Regions from separate parts of the Homo sapiens genome. Here region 1 is linked to region 2. The links are chromatin contacts, found by Hi-C or POLR2A ChIA-PET in ENCODE. All regions are on one chromosome and are shown on one strand. The core of a region is the stretch at or near the end of the contact, and the rest is flanking DNA. Distances in the headings are between cores, read along the strand shown.

What was found. Hi-C counts contacts between places; a loop is a spot of excess contacts on that map. ChIA-PET counts read pairs that join two places held with the same protein, here RNA polymerase II (POLR2A). Pooled maps may share reads with other maps.
Region 1: a map of cardiac septum shows a loop between it and region 2 (7-fold over the local background). The contact joins two enhancer-like sites. A Hi-C loop is called at or near these places in 1 of 168 maps with a recorded cell type or tissue (cardiac septum) and 3 of 50 pooled maps. POLR2A ChIA-PET finds 5 or more read pairs at or near these places in 2 of 52 experiments (HEK293 and WTC11).

Annotation. Positions count from the first base shown.
Region 1 is chr12:115,658,150-115,665,580 of GRCh38, reverse strand. The region is part of intron 1 of LOC105370003 (a long non-coding RNA gene); the gene reads left to right. Among named protein-coding and RNA genes, the nearest start is that of LINC02463, 220 kb to the left of the region's middle. Within about 2 kb of position 5,085, at least 6 of the 41 ENCODE cell types and tissues checked have a DNase peak (open chromatin) inside an H3K27ac peak, as active enhancers do.
Region 2 is chr12:115,597,119-115,604,080 of GRCh38, reverse strand. All of the region lies in intron 1 of LOC105370003 (a long non-coding RNA gene), which reads left to right. It overlaps LOC105370002 (a long non-coding RNA gene), which reads left to right. Exons shown (of 6, transcript NR_188487.1): 3 at 2,236-2,426; 4 at 6,632-6,740. Among named protein-coding and RNA genes, the nearest start is that of LINC02463, 290 kb to the left of the region's middle. Within about 2 kb of position 5,064, at least 4 of the 41 ENCODE cell types and tissues checked have a DNase peak (open chromatin) inside an H3K27ac peak, as active enhancers do.

The DNA.
Region 1 (7,431 bases), core at 3,836-6,335, 61 kb before region 2:
CTCAAGGACCAGAAAAATTTCAACATGGGTTGAAATTATGAGATGGAACAATACTCAGTTTGGTGACCTGGTAATGGGCTTAGCAATTTTTTTTTCTTTTTTAAATTGTGGTTTAAAAAAACCCTACATTATCTATGCTCTTAACAAATTTTGAAGTGTACAGTATAGTATGGTTAAAGGATGTACATTGTTGTGAAGCAGATCTCTAGAACTTTTTAAATTTGCATAACCAGAACTCTACCTTTTGAACAATAACTCCTCATTTCTCCCTCATCTCAGCCCCTAGCATTCCCCATTTGACTTTCTGCTTCTATGAGGTGGACTATTTTATATACTGCCTATAAGTGAAATAATGAAACATTTGTCCTTCTGTGCCTGGCTTATTTCACTCAGCATAATGTCCTCAAGCTTCATCCATGTTGTAGCATATGGCAGGATTTCTTTCTTTTTAAAGGTTGAATGATATTTCATTGTATGTATATACCACACTTTATCAAATTATTCATTAATGTTTCCACCTCTGTGCTACTGTGAGTAATAATGCAGTGAACATGGGTGTGAAAATATTTCTTTGAGATCCTGTTTTCAATCCTTTTGGATAAATATTTAGAAGTGGGATTGCTGGGTTGTATGGTAGTTCCATTTTTAATTTTTTGAGGAAACTTGATATTATTTTCCATAATGACTACACCATTTTACATTCCCACCAACAGTGCACAAGTGTTCCAACTTCTCCATGTTTTTGTTTTTAAAATTATTATTTTTGATAATGACCATCTTAACAGGTATGAAGTGATGTCCCATTGTGGTTTTAATTTGCACTTCTTAGATGATTAGAGTTGCTGAACATATTTACATATACCTGTTGGTCATTTATGTCTCTTCTTTGGCAAAATTTGTATTCAGGTCCCTTGCCTTTTTTTTTTTTTTTTTTTTTTTGAGGCAGAGTCTCTCTCTGTCGCCCAGGCTGGAGTGCAGTGGTGTGATCTCAGTTCAATGCAACCTCCACTTCCTGGGTTCAAGCGATTCTTCTGCCTTAGCTTCCCCGGTAGCTGGGATTACAGGCACGCACCACTACTCTTGGCTAATTTTTGTAATTTTGGTAGAGACAGGATTTCACCATGTTGCCCAGGCTGGTCTCAAACTCTTGGCCTCAAGCTATCCACCCACCTCAGCCTCCCAAAATGCTGGGATTACAGGCATGAGCCACCGCACCTGGTTCCTTGCTCATTTTTTAAATTGGGTTATTCAATGCTTGTTTGTTTTTTTGCTGTCAAGTTGTAGGAGTTCCTTATATATTTTGAATATTAACCCCTTATCAGATATATGGCTTGCAAATATTTTCTCCCATTCCATAGGTTAACTTTTCACTCTGTTGATTGTCTCCTTTGCTATAGAGAAGCTTTTAGTTTGATGTAGTCCCCCTTGTCTATTTTTGGATTTGTTGCCTGTGCTTTTGATGCCATAATTAAGAAATCATTGCCAGTTAACTTAGCTCTTGACTGGATACATTCCAGAGTCTTTGATAGGGAAACTTCCGTACCTCTACCATTAGTGGCTTAAGGTCTCTGTCTCAAGTTGAGTTTTTCTAGAAGCATCTAGAATTTGAGGACCAATAGTTTAGTTGGGAAGTGATTCTAGGAATCACTGGTAGGGCAGTAAGGAAGTGAAAATAATGTATTAACAAGCAAGTTACAACTCGGAGCAACTGGGGCTCTATCCCACTGATTCTGGGTTGGCAGATAAAACACAAGGCTCCAGTTAAATTTAAATGTATATAAACAAGCAATTTTTTTTTTTTTTGAGATGGAGTTTCGCTCTTTCACATAGGCTGGAGTACAGTGGCACGATCTCAGCCCACTGCTACCTCCGCCTTCTGGGTTCAAGCAATTCTCCTGCCTCAGCCTCCCAGGTAGCTGGAATTACAGGTGCCCACCACCATGCCTGGCTAATTTTTGTATTTTTAGTAGAGACGGGATTTCACCATGTTGGCTAGGCTGGTCTCGAACTCCTGACCTTGAGACCCGCCTGCCTTGGTCTCCCAAAGTGCTGGGATTACAGGCGTGAACCACTGTGCCCTGCCTAAACAAGTAATTTTTTAGTGTGTGTCCCACATATTGCATAGGGCATACCTATCCTAAAACTTGATCATTGTTTATCTGAAATTTAATTTTAACTGGCTTACTGTATTTTTATTTGCTTAATCTGGTAATCGTACTCTAGGGACTTCTGGGAGATTGTATAGAACATCCTTCAGTGTTGTCTCATCTCTGAGTTGAGAGGCAGGAGACCTGAGCATTTATCATCTACCTTATATTCATCATTGGTTGAGGGCTACCCTTGGGCTAATTAGCTCATGAAATCATTCTGAACAGATGAAGGAGATGAAGAATAAAGGCTTCCCAACCCCAGTAACCAGAGATTCTCTTCATCTGCCCCTGTCTCATGACAATGTGGAACATGGCAACAGAAAATGAAGTTTCTCCCTGCTTCCTCCCTCTCTCCCATCCTGTTGTCCACATAGTAATGTGTATTGAGTGTTGTTTCGGTTCTGGATGCTATACTTGGTCATTTTATCTATATCAGAGGTGTCAGCCTATTTTAGCCTGTTTTTAAAGCCCTGTTTTCAATTCTCAGGAGAAGGCACGGTTTTGCTTGAGTAGTCTTCCAACATTCTATACTGGCAACAAATTCTTCATGTTATTTAATGTTTTATAATTTACAAATCTTTATTTAAGTGCAAATGAATGATCCTTTTATCTGTATGGTATAGCAATTTTGGGCGTGAACTTTGAACTCAGACAGAAATGGGTGTAAATTCTGCCCCCAGGGCTTGCTAGTTGTGAGATTTAGAAAGTGGGCAGATCATTTAACCTTTCTGAGCTTATGTCCCTTGCCTGTGGAGTGGTGATGAGTATGGTGCTTATTGTATAGGGTTGTATGAGAGCCTGTAGAAGCTAAGTCATGCTATAGTAATGACCTATCCCTAAATCTCAATGGCTTAGAGCAACACAGGGTTATTTCTTCCTCATGCTACGTGTTCTTTGCACATTAGCAGGGGCCTCCTCTCTGTTATTCTCACTGTAGGACTAAGAGCAATATTCACATAGACAGAAGATGGTTCAAAATAAATTAGATTAAGGAGTTGGAGCAACACCCACTTTTTTTTTTTTTTTTTTTTAACCTGATGGAGAGTTTAGTTCATCTCTAGATAATTCCAGATGGGATTTTCAAGGTCTGTCTTCAGTGGTGAAGATGACTACCTTAGGGACAAGCAACTGGATTTTGAGTACAAGAAGCTTTGGGGGAAGTGATTCCACCAGGAAGTACTGATACAGAAGTAAGAAAATGAGAAGAGAAGGGAAAGGTGCCAGTACAGGGTATGTTAGTGGGCAAATATGACTCTCTAGGCAGCAAGGGCTCAATGATGACCAAGACCCCACTAACTGGCATGGCACTTGCCATGGTGGCAAGGAGAAGATTATGAGCGTCAGGGTCATACATAGGCAATTAAATGTTCCAGCAAGGCAGTGACAGGCATAATTTTAACCCACACTATATTGGCCAGAATTAATCACATGGCTCAACCCAAATGCAAAGAGTATTGGATTGTGCAGTTGCCCTAAGGGCTGAAGGAGAACCAGACATATGGTTGGGCAGTGCTTATGTCTATCAAAGATTGTTTCTGGGATTCAATGAGATAGCATTGCAGGGATTCAATGAGATAGTACAGAACCTGGCATATAGCAGATGCACAATAAATTATAGCTGCTCTCTTAATTATGACGATGTTTGCCCCATTAGAATCTGAACGTTTTAAGAAAAACCTTCTCTTCTAATAATGCTAATGTTTACTACTCAATACTTTCAACATGCTGGAGACTCTGTCAAACAGCATCCTCACAACAACCCCATGAGGTAATGATTATTTTCCATCCTATTCTTCAGTTGGGGAAACCAAGTCTTAGTGAGGTTAAGTATGCTTCTCAGGCTCACAGCAAGTAAGTGGTAGAGCAGCCATCAAAACCCAAAGCCCATGCATCTGGCATCACACTCTAGCGTCTCCTGTCTGTACTGCCAGCACTTAGCATTGGGCCTTAAACAGAGGAAAGGCTCTGAATATTTGCAGAACTGACTGAAATAACTTTTTTTTTCTGACTTTGTAAGTGCCTCAAAGACCTTCCAGCTACTCTTTCCTCTAACATGCCTTCTCCTTAAAAATGGCAAGGTGCCCAGTCTTTCCGGACTGTTGGCCAAGACAATCTTCCTTTTGCCATTTAATTACTGTATGTAGTTCCAAGATCTGGCATTCCTCATCACCCAAATTCCCTTTGGATCTTCTTCTTTTCCTGGTCAAATATAGAGATATCTCTCCTGTCCTCATTACAATTCCAGGGCATATTTATAGGTACTATAATTCTTCCTCATGTAAAAATAAAAAGTGGGCAATAAGTTCCGGAAATGTCCTAGACTATTAGAACAACCTCCTTAAAGTTTTAAGTGCTTGCTAATATCTAAAATTGCTACGCTCTTAGGGTTCTGATCATTTTCCTATCCTAGCCATCTTAAAAAGTATATTGGAATTTAATTTTGGGGGCCCTTTGGGAATTTAACTACTTCTCCTTCCCTTTATTCAGTTAAAGGCTGAAAATATCAGCTGGCTCTTATCTGATTCTTTCTCTGTTAACAGTATGTTGAGGAAAGCCCCCTCCCACTCTGCGGGGTTTTTTTAAACCTTTTTTTTTTTTTTTTTTTTTTGGTGTGTGGTGGGGTGGTCATGGTAGACAAATAAAAATAATTCTGAGGTTATCTGAGAGCTGACATTCCATACAATAGCAATAAGAACGTTTTCCAAATTTAAAACTCTGATGGAGGAAGTGGGTTACAATAGGAGCAACCTTTGACCCTGACCAGTCATAATGGTTTCCTGGATTCAGAGATATTATGGGTTGGAGCCAAGGGTTTCAGCAGAGAGAGCACAAGGTGTGTTAAACTTAGAACACAATGTGCGAGTTCCGGGTGGGGCCGTTGGAGGACATCTTTCTTTCTTTCCGGTGGAAACGATTCCTTTACAAACAAGGAACTGGGTCTTTCCCACTGTCCGATCCGTGTCCGTGTATTTGTTCTGCTGCTGATTTTAAAAGGAATTTTGCATGTTTTTGAGATCTCCAGACTCTGAAAGTCTTCCCTCTGGGGACCGTTTCTAAGGATGATTCATCCCCCAAATATTTATTGAGTGATTACTATGTTCCAGGTCCTGTTCTAGATGCTGAAATATAGCAAAATGTAGAAAATCAACCAAAAAGCCCTGTCCTTGGGAAGTTTCATTCTATAGCACAATTCCTCAACCTCAGCACTACTGACATTTTGGGCTGGAGAATTTTTTGTCGTGGGGGCTGTCCTGTGCATTGTGGGATGTGTAGCAGTGTCACTGGCCTCTACCTACTAGATTCCAGTAGAGCAAAAAATTACTCTTTTTGCCCCCAAGATATGTCTGCAGATGCCATTCTATAGGGAGCAAGAATAACTGTTCTAAAGGGAGAACAGTTCTATAGGGACAGAGACAAGACTGTAAACTGTGAACTATTTAATACTAAATAGGTAAATGATAGTCTGTTGATGGTCAATACATATATAGAGTAGGTGAAGGGGAGTTGAGTCTCACTGGTGCGATGGGGATGGGAGATTGTTGTAATTTAAATGGTGTGGTTGGGGAAGTCCTTATTGAGAAGGTGACATCTGACAAAGACTTGAAGGAGGCAACGAAGTAAGCCATTTGGTTATGGAGGAAGAAGATCCCAGAAGGAGACAACAGCCAGTGGAAATACCCTGGGTATGCACTGGGCTGTCAAAACAACCAAGGGAATCAGTATGGAGTGGGGGGAGCTGGAGACAGGGCCCAGAGGGGAGGCAGGAGATAAAGGAAGTGTTCAGACTCTGCAGCATGGAGGCTTTTGTGGCCGTCGTCAAGGCTTAGCTGTTCTCTGGGAGGAAAGGAAACCATTGTTTTATTTTGAACAGAAGTGTGATAGGATCTGCCTTAATGTTTTAACAGGACTACTCTGGTGGCTGCTGCCTTGAGAACAGAATTTATGGGGGCAAGGAGAAAAGCAGGGCCATCACAGGGCCATAACAAGTCAAACGTTGACATCAGGCAACAGAGGGGCCTGGCCAGATGGCTGTAGGCTTCCACACACATCCTTCTCCCCTTCCATAAAGACGCATATACAGGTCAGCTTGTAGCTTCCCCGGTATGGTAGACCATCAAGGGAAATTAAGTGTGAATTTGTCTTATTTTCCTTATTGCCTTTTGTTGTTAGACTCTGTCACAGGTAATGTCCTGATTTTCATTTTAGAAACAAAGTATTTGTAGGTGGAAGATCAGATTCCCAGGTAATTATAATAATTAATAATGCATGATAGAAATAATAAACTAACAAGCACTTATTATATGCCAGATGCTATGCTAAGCTCTTATTATTCATTATCTCATTTAATTCTGTCAACAACCTTATGAAGTAGGTACTCATCATTTCTTCCACAGTCTAGATGAGGAAGCTGAGGGTCAGAATGTTTAAATGATTTCTCCAAACTTTCAGAGCCTCAAGCCTCATTGATTGGTGTGGGAGAGGGATGAACAGCCAGCTGATGTGGAAGGTGGAAGTTTCATGATTGCCAGGGACACCAGCCTCATGTTTGAACCCCCTCCCACCTCTCTACTGAACTTGTCCTAGAGACAGCAGAGAGGGGTGACAGACATGAATGTAAAAACTCCTCTCCCTCAACTCTAAACCTTGTTAGCTGGAACCAGAGATGGTGAGGTGTAGGTGGAAGGCAGTTTAGAACTAATTCCCACCTTTAATGGATGGGGCTGGGGAGCATTGGAATTAATAGCTCAGGTTCTTGAATCCATAGACCCAGGTTCAATCCCAGCTCCACCATTATGGGCTCTGTGATCTAAATCAGTTACTTCACCTCTCTAAGCTTTTATTTCTTCTCCTCTAAGATTGGAATAATAATCATATAGATGCTATTTGGTGCCCTGCCTATAACCCTGTGCCCCCTCTAACCTCTCAAGCCAACTACAGCTTAGATTGACAGTTGCCAAAACACTGACATTTAGTCCTCTGTCTAAGGGCTGTCTGACTGCAGATATGTGCTCAGCCCAGGATGGTCAGAAGTATCAGAGAGTTGATGCCCCCAGAAGCAATGTCAACCAATGAGGAATGGGGTGTGGTAAATAAATACCCCTTATTTATCCACCCCATTTCCTCCCTGGGCCAACTCTGAGGTGTGTTCTCACAGCCCTTCAGGGGCCCATGGCAAGACCAGGCCCCAGTTACCCACCATGGTAACTGCTCAGCAAGGCACCCTTTATATCTGCGCTCCTGCCTTTTATTCCCTCCAAGACTTCCTGGGGTTATCCCCAAA
Region 2 (6,962 bases), core at 3,815-6,314:
AAATCTGTCTTTTACCTTGCCAACCATAGAATAAAGAGGTAATCTCTCACTCATGTAGTTTTTTTTTTTTTTTTTTTTTTTTTTGGAGTGCTTACCATAAGCCAGGTAGTGGGCTAACAATTAAATGGACCATCTCATTTAATCCAATAATGACTCAGTGGGGTTGGTATCATTATCTCCATTTTTCAGATGAGGAAACTGAGGCTGACAGACATCAAAGTACTTGCCCAAAGTCACACAGCAATTAGAACAGTGGAGTTAGGATTTGAACCTAGGAATTTTCTCCAAAATGCAGCCTGCCTGCAGTGGGAGGCTAATTACCCTCTAAGTTGTGGCCAAAGGGGCAATGGAGAAGAAATAGCAATAGGGCTTGTGTTCTTATGTCTTTCTTGGTTAGTTCTTCATTTCCTCTTTCAGCTTTTACAATGAACACCAGAGGGGATGATGAGACTCAAATACCCAACAAACTAACATTATAGATTCTTGGATTTAGAAAGGACTGAGGTTAGTGATTTTTAAACTGGGGTCACCAGAGACCAAATCTGTTCCCCAAGTTTCTTCAGAGGTTTCTACTGGACATGATCAGAAGTCACTGTGTCATGATGGATGTTAAACAGACCTGGCTTCATGTCTAGGGCTGGCCAGTTACTAATTCCGTGACCTTGTAGAAGCGACTTTCTTTCTTGAAGACTCAGCTTCCTCACTGGTAAAAGGCAGACAGAAATAATACTTATGTTATAGGGTTACTCTGAGAGTTAAATGAGAAAATGCGTCTTGAATGTTACATAGAGTTCCTGGCATATAGTGACTGCTCAGAATTTTAGCTATCGTCTTCACCATTGTCGTCATAATTATCATCATTTGTGGCTCCATGTGAGTAAGAACCTGCGTGACCTAATAGCACTAAAGCTAAAGAAATGGTCTGAAAACCAGTGACCTAAGACAACATGATCAGCAGTCCTTCCCAGATAATAATTATTTTTCCAGGATTTGTTTATAGGTCTTAAAGTGACTTTCAGGCCGGGTGCGGTGGCTCACACCTGTAACTCCAGCACTTTGGGAGGCCGAGGTGGGCAGATCACCTGAGGTCAGGAATTTGAGACCAACCTGCCCAGTATGGCGAAACCCCGTCTCTACTAAAAATACAAAAAATTAGCCGGGTGTGGTGGTGGGCGCCTGTAATCCCAGCTACTCGGAGACAGAGGGAGGAGAATCACTTGAACCCGTGAAGCGGAGGCTGCAGTGAGCCGAGATTTCGCCACTGCACTCCAGCCTGGGCAACAAGAGAGAAACTCCATCTCAAAAAAAACAAAACAAAAAACCCTCTGGTGTTAACCAATATCATTGCTATAGACTTAGAAAATTTCAAAGCTAATGGCTGGAACTGGGTTGGAGTCTTGTTGCCTTTTCTTGTTGGGAATGATCTGGGATTAAAAAAAATTTTTGAGTTTTCATTATTTCCCTAATTAAGAAGAGTGTGTGTATGAAAGAGAAGGGGATGAGGGAAGGAGGGAGGGAGGAAGAGGGGGACAAAGAGGGAGAGAAACTTGGAAAAGCCTTCAAACCTCTCTGAATATCATTCCCTTGTCTATAAAATGAGGCAAATACTTCCAAGTATGGTTCCACCACAGGCGCTGGAGAGAGAATAAAATTAGAAAAGACAATATTTGCTGAAGGAGTTCTATATACCAAACCACTGCTTTCAAACACATTGTCTCTGTCTATCTTCACTACAACCACAACTCCATGGAATAGCTATTATTACCCCAAATGACATGATGAGGAAGCTGAGGCTTGCACAGGCACAGTAGCCTGCCCAAGGACAGGTAGTTGGAAAGTACAATTCATTTGTTAATTCACCAACTATTTATTTGGTACTGCGGAATTCACGTCTCTGTGTATTTTAACTTCTGTCCCCAAGCAAACATATGCAGACACCAAAATACCAGTTTGAGATAAGAGTGGGCTTGGCTTTCGCACGTGTGACTGTCTTGTTAGATTATTATTATTGGTTGTGGTAGTAGAAATAGTAATAGTATTTATGTCAAAGATAGAGGTAAGCAAATATCTCTTTGAGCTTGTTTTCAGTATTAAATTATACCACTATTACGCTATAAATAACCACTTCTATATATTGAGCACTGGCCTGGTATATGTTCTTGATCTATGAGCTTTACGTGGTCACCTCACTTCCATTCTAAGCAAATAAGTCACTCTTTTATCTCCATTTTACAGATGAGAAACTTGAAGGAGTCAGTCCACAATAATTTCTGGAGCATCTACTTTGTACTACCTGCTGTTCTAGGCACTGTGGTTTCACTGGTAACAAGGACAGAACTACTGTCCCCAAGGAGTTATGTTCTAATTGGTGGATGGGAGGACACAGATTAGGAACACAGAAACAAATGAGGTAACTTCTGTCACTGGTAAGTGCTTTAGAAGAAGAAATAGGGTCATTACATAGAGGATGATTGCTTTAGGAGGTCAGAAAGGGAGGTGTCTCTGTGGAGGTAACATTTAGTTCAAATTTGAATAACGAGAAAGAGGCAGAGACCAGCAAAGGCTGCACATGCAGAGGTCCCAGGGCGGGCACAGAATGGATAGAGGTGGATTAATGGGTTTATGTCCCACAAGCTGTTCTCTGCACTTGAACTCAGGGCTGTTCCCATAACCAATATTCTGAACCATCCTATTCTACTGCCTGCCTGGATACTCCATCAACTGGGGAAGGCTGCAGGTAAACTATGACTCTGCTGCGTATTTTCAGGGAAGAATTGTCCAGAGCTGTCATTTCCCAGGAAGCCAGCCAATCTCTTAGGAAAATGCCAAGGATGCTTGTCCCAAGAGAAAGTTGCAAAACCAAGCCTTAGATACCTGTAGCTCTTGGTTGGCCAAAGGGTAAAACTCCAATGAGAGCTCATGTTCGTGTCCACTGTAAAGCAAGTGAAGTTGTCTCATCCTGGGGTAGCTGTTAAATGTCATGCTTGCCCTCCCCAAGAAGTCCAAATATAAGCTGTGCATTTACTATGCTCTGGATTGGGGAAGAAGGGGTTCTAGTATGTATAAGTTGGTACTTCCCAAACTTCAGTGTGCTCCCAAATCTCCTGGGGAATCTTGTGAAAATGCAGATTCCCATTCAGTAGGTCTGGGGCAGTATCTGAGATTCTGCACTTCTAAAAAGTTTCCAGATGAGCTGAAGTCACTGCTCACGGAGCATACTTTGAGCAGCAAGACTATACAATGCTGAGTATTTCAGAACGAAGAAGAAAGATTACAAAGCAGTGATTGTACCAGCCACTGCTGATGGAATATTTATTAATCACCAGATGGCTTTTCATTTTGCCCTCCTGATATGGGTTGGGCATTGCCATTATCCCTGTTTTACAAGTGAGCCAACTGAGGCACTAAGAAGTTAAGTGCCTTGTCCAGTGTCACCAGATGGATGAGAGGTGGAGCTCAGGCTGTCTGCCTTCCAAGTGCACCTCACCGCCTATGTCTCTTAGGCCCCCCACTTTCCACCTGGAGGATAGAGTTTCCAAGTGGGTCAGAAGCTGCTCTCCAAAGCTGGTTGGATTTCACAACTGGATTAATAGACTCCATGCTGTCTCATTTGAACTAGGCACACACCCAAAGATTTTAGGTTCACCTGTCAGGTGCAAGTGTTTCAGCGTATTCATTGCCAAGACAGAGTTTCTATGCCTTATAAGGAAGCATCCAGCATTGCCTTTGGAAGGATTTTAGGTGTCAAAGGAATCCCACCTGCGGGAATCTTGACAGGCTCAGCTAACCCCATTTTCCAAAGACCTCAAAACCCAGTGGTCTGGATGAATGAGAATAAATGTTTTGGGGGCAACATGAACCTGACACGCTCCGCGTTAGGTTCCCACCATTGTGGAAAACAGGTCAGTGGAAAGCACCAGATAATAAGTAACTCCAAAAAGGGATGATGGGCTAAGTACAGACTTCTATTTCTCAGGGCATTTGGCAGGGACCCTAACCTAGACCTGGACTGGGGGTTGTTGAGGGGGTGTCATGGATAAAACAACGTGCTCCCTGCCCGGGACAGCAAGGACGTTTGACCCCACTACTTATCCTCCCTGCTTGATTCCATCAGCTGCAGCCTGTTCCAGGGTTTATTCAGCACTGGCAAAGAAAGCAATGCCATTTTCTCAAATAACAAAGTATCAGTAGAGGTTGCCCCCTCACTGAATCTCCCCGACGGCAGGCACGAGTTTCCAACCCAGAAAGACATAGATTCAGAGGCAACTCAGAAGTATCAAGGATTCCCCTCTCCTCCTCCCTCCGACAACCGCTGCCACCCCCACCCTAAGCCCTCCCCACCCTTCCTCCCTCCGCCCCGCCCTCCTCCCCCCGGGAGACTGGAGGAACTTGGCAAGCCATCTCGTCGCCAATCAATCTGTGGTGTAACAATTAGCACTTAGGCACCACTCATGCTAAACACACGCTTAGAAAACACTTATAAAAAAAAAAAAGGAAGAAGAGTCATCAGAGGTAGAAGCCAGGGCAGCACCGGTGGGGGGACGCCAGGGAGCGGAGCCAGGAGGAGGCCTGGGGAGGAAACAGATCAATGCGCTGTGGAATGGAAAGCATCTGATACCCTATTATTGACGAGGCCAAAGCACTTTGAGGCGTGTTTCCACCGTGAGCAATTAGTCTGCGAGACCGCAGGAGTTAAGCTAACACTGGTAGCCCCCCCATCTTCCAGTTGGATGACACTTTCATTGGGTAGCGAGCCCCCGCAGCAGTGGCGCCAGCCTGCAGCCGTAATGGGGCCCATCCGCGGAAGGCCGAATGCTCCAGTCTCCCAGAAGGCCCCCCTCGCGCCCCCCACCCCGCCCCAGCTCCCCCCACCCCACTCCCGGTAACAGAATCCAGTCGACACAGAGTGTCTGCGCGCCTGTGAGCTGCCTAAATTGATTGTAATGGTTTTATCACGCGCAGAAAGAGCTGGCTGTTTTCTCGCCTCTGCTGTCGGCTTTCATAAACGCCCAGGCAGGAGGAAGTGATTCCTCTTCGGGAGCACTGGATCAGATGAAAGGCAACTTTTGTTTGTTGGCGAGCAACTCGCAGCCTCCGCCACTGCCTGTCTCCAACCCTGCTCTAGGCATCTTCGCTGGCTGTGCACACAACAGAGACTCAGACAGCGTCCCCCGACTCACCCCACCCAACAAACAGCAGGGGGTGGGGGACTTGTTTCTGGAGCCAGTTCTGGGTTCATCTCTGGAGGCTTCAGTGTCTGGGGTAGGGAGTTTCAAGGACGGATTGGGTAGAGAGAAGAGTAAATGAAGATGGCAATGATGATCAACAATGATAACAATGAAGATGAGGATAGCTAGCTAGCATTTCTGAGTGTTTATCCCCAACCAGGCAGTGTGTTTAAGCACATCGTAGATATTTCTTGGAATTCTTACAGCGATCTTATGAGACATTATTTCCCCCGTTTTGTAGTTAGGGGAATTGAGGCATAAAGAGGCATGTGAAATGGTCATGGTTATCCAGGGAGCAATGAGAGGAGTGAGGGAAATTAGAGCCCAGTTCTGATTCCTAATCTGGTTCATTCTCTATGCGCCATATCGCTTCTTTAAATTTGGTAGGGCGAAAAGACATGCTGTCATAATACCTCAGGTACTGGGTATTCCCCAAGGATTGCGGAAATTTGAACCTTCGAATAATTTAGGCTTAAAAGAATCTAGACCCAGCCAAAAAAATTGAAAGCTAAATGAAACACCCTTTGGTCCAGCCCCGCTTAAATATTCGCCAAGTTCTTTTTCATCACCTGGTCTCTAATCTCTCTGTTCCCTCAGCCTGGAATTCCAAACTCTACCCTAGATATGCTTGTGAGAACGCCTACACAGTCTTCAAACGTAACCTCTTCCTGGAAGCCTCTTTCTTCCTATCCCTTGCACCCTGTCTAGACTTCTATGGCCCCAGCAACATTCCTTTCCATTGTGTTTCTTTATTACCTATCTTCCCATTAATGTTAACTCACTGCGTATTTGTTGAGCTCTTACAGTATGCCAGTCTCCATATTAGGCTGAAAGCTCATTGGGACATGTTTTATTCATCTTCACATCCACAGTGCCTGGCCCATAGTCTGACCCCAGCAAATGTCAGTTTCATGAATGATGACCAAGATCATGGGCTAGCCCCCTGTTTTTGCAAATAAAGTTTTATTGGAACACAGCCACACTCATTCATTTATGTATTCCATAGCTGCTTTCATGCTACAGTGGCACACTTGAGTAGCTGTGACAGAGACTGCACGTTCTGCAAGCCTGCAATTTTACTACCTAGCTCTTTACTAAAATGTTTTCTGATGACTGATCAAGGGGATGATCAGATAATTTTCCAAACTTTTCATTTTGTTTTCTGTATGTAGCTAGCATACTATTGTTGAATAGCTACCTGTGCAGTTTCTACCCTCTAGTAAATTGATTGGAGACATGCATCTCATTTTGATGTCTCCCTGTGCCTATAACCTTTGGTAGTGCCCTACACAGTTTGTGGCTTGAGCATGTGACCTGTTTTGGACAATGGGGTGGTAACAAACTCACTTCAGACACTGGAAACTGTGTTTTGTTTTGTCGTTTTTTTTTTTTTTTTCTGCTAGTCACCACCATGACAACACCCTCTACTGGAAAGGTATGAGTCATCCCAGCTGAGGACATCCTAAACCAGCCAGCCCCCAGCCAACCTATCCGCTGACCACAGATGCATGAGTAAGACAGCTGTACCTAGCCCACATCAGTAGAACTAGACAACTTGTCTCTAGACAACTAGACAACTAGACTCAAGTAAGATGGTTGTTGCTTTGAGCCACCAAGTTCTGGGTTAGTTTGTTACACAGCAGTAACTAACATATGTATACTTAACGGGTGTACAATTTATGACTCCAAACCAGGTGTTTTAATGAATCACCTGCAGAAATGACCCAGGCATGC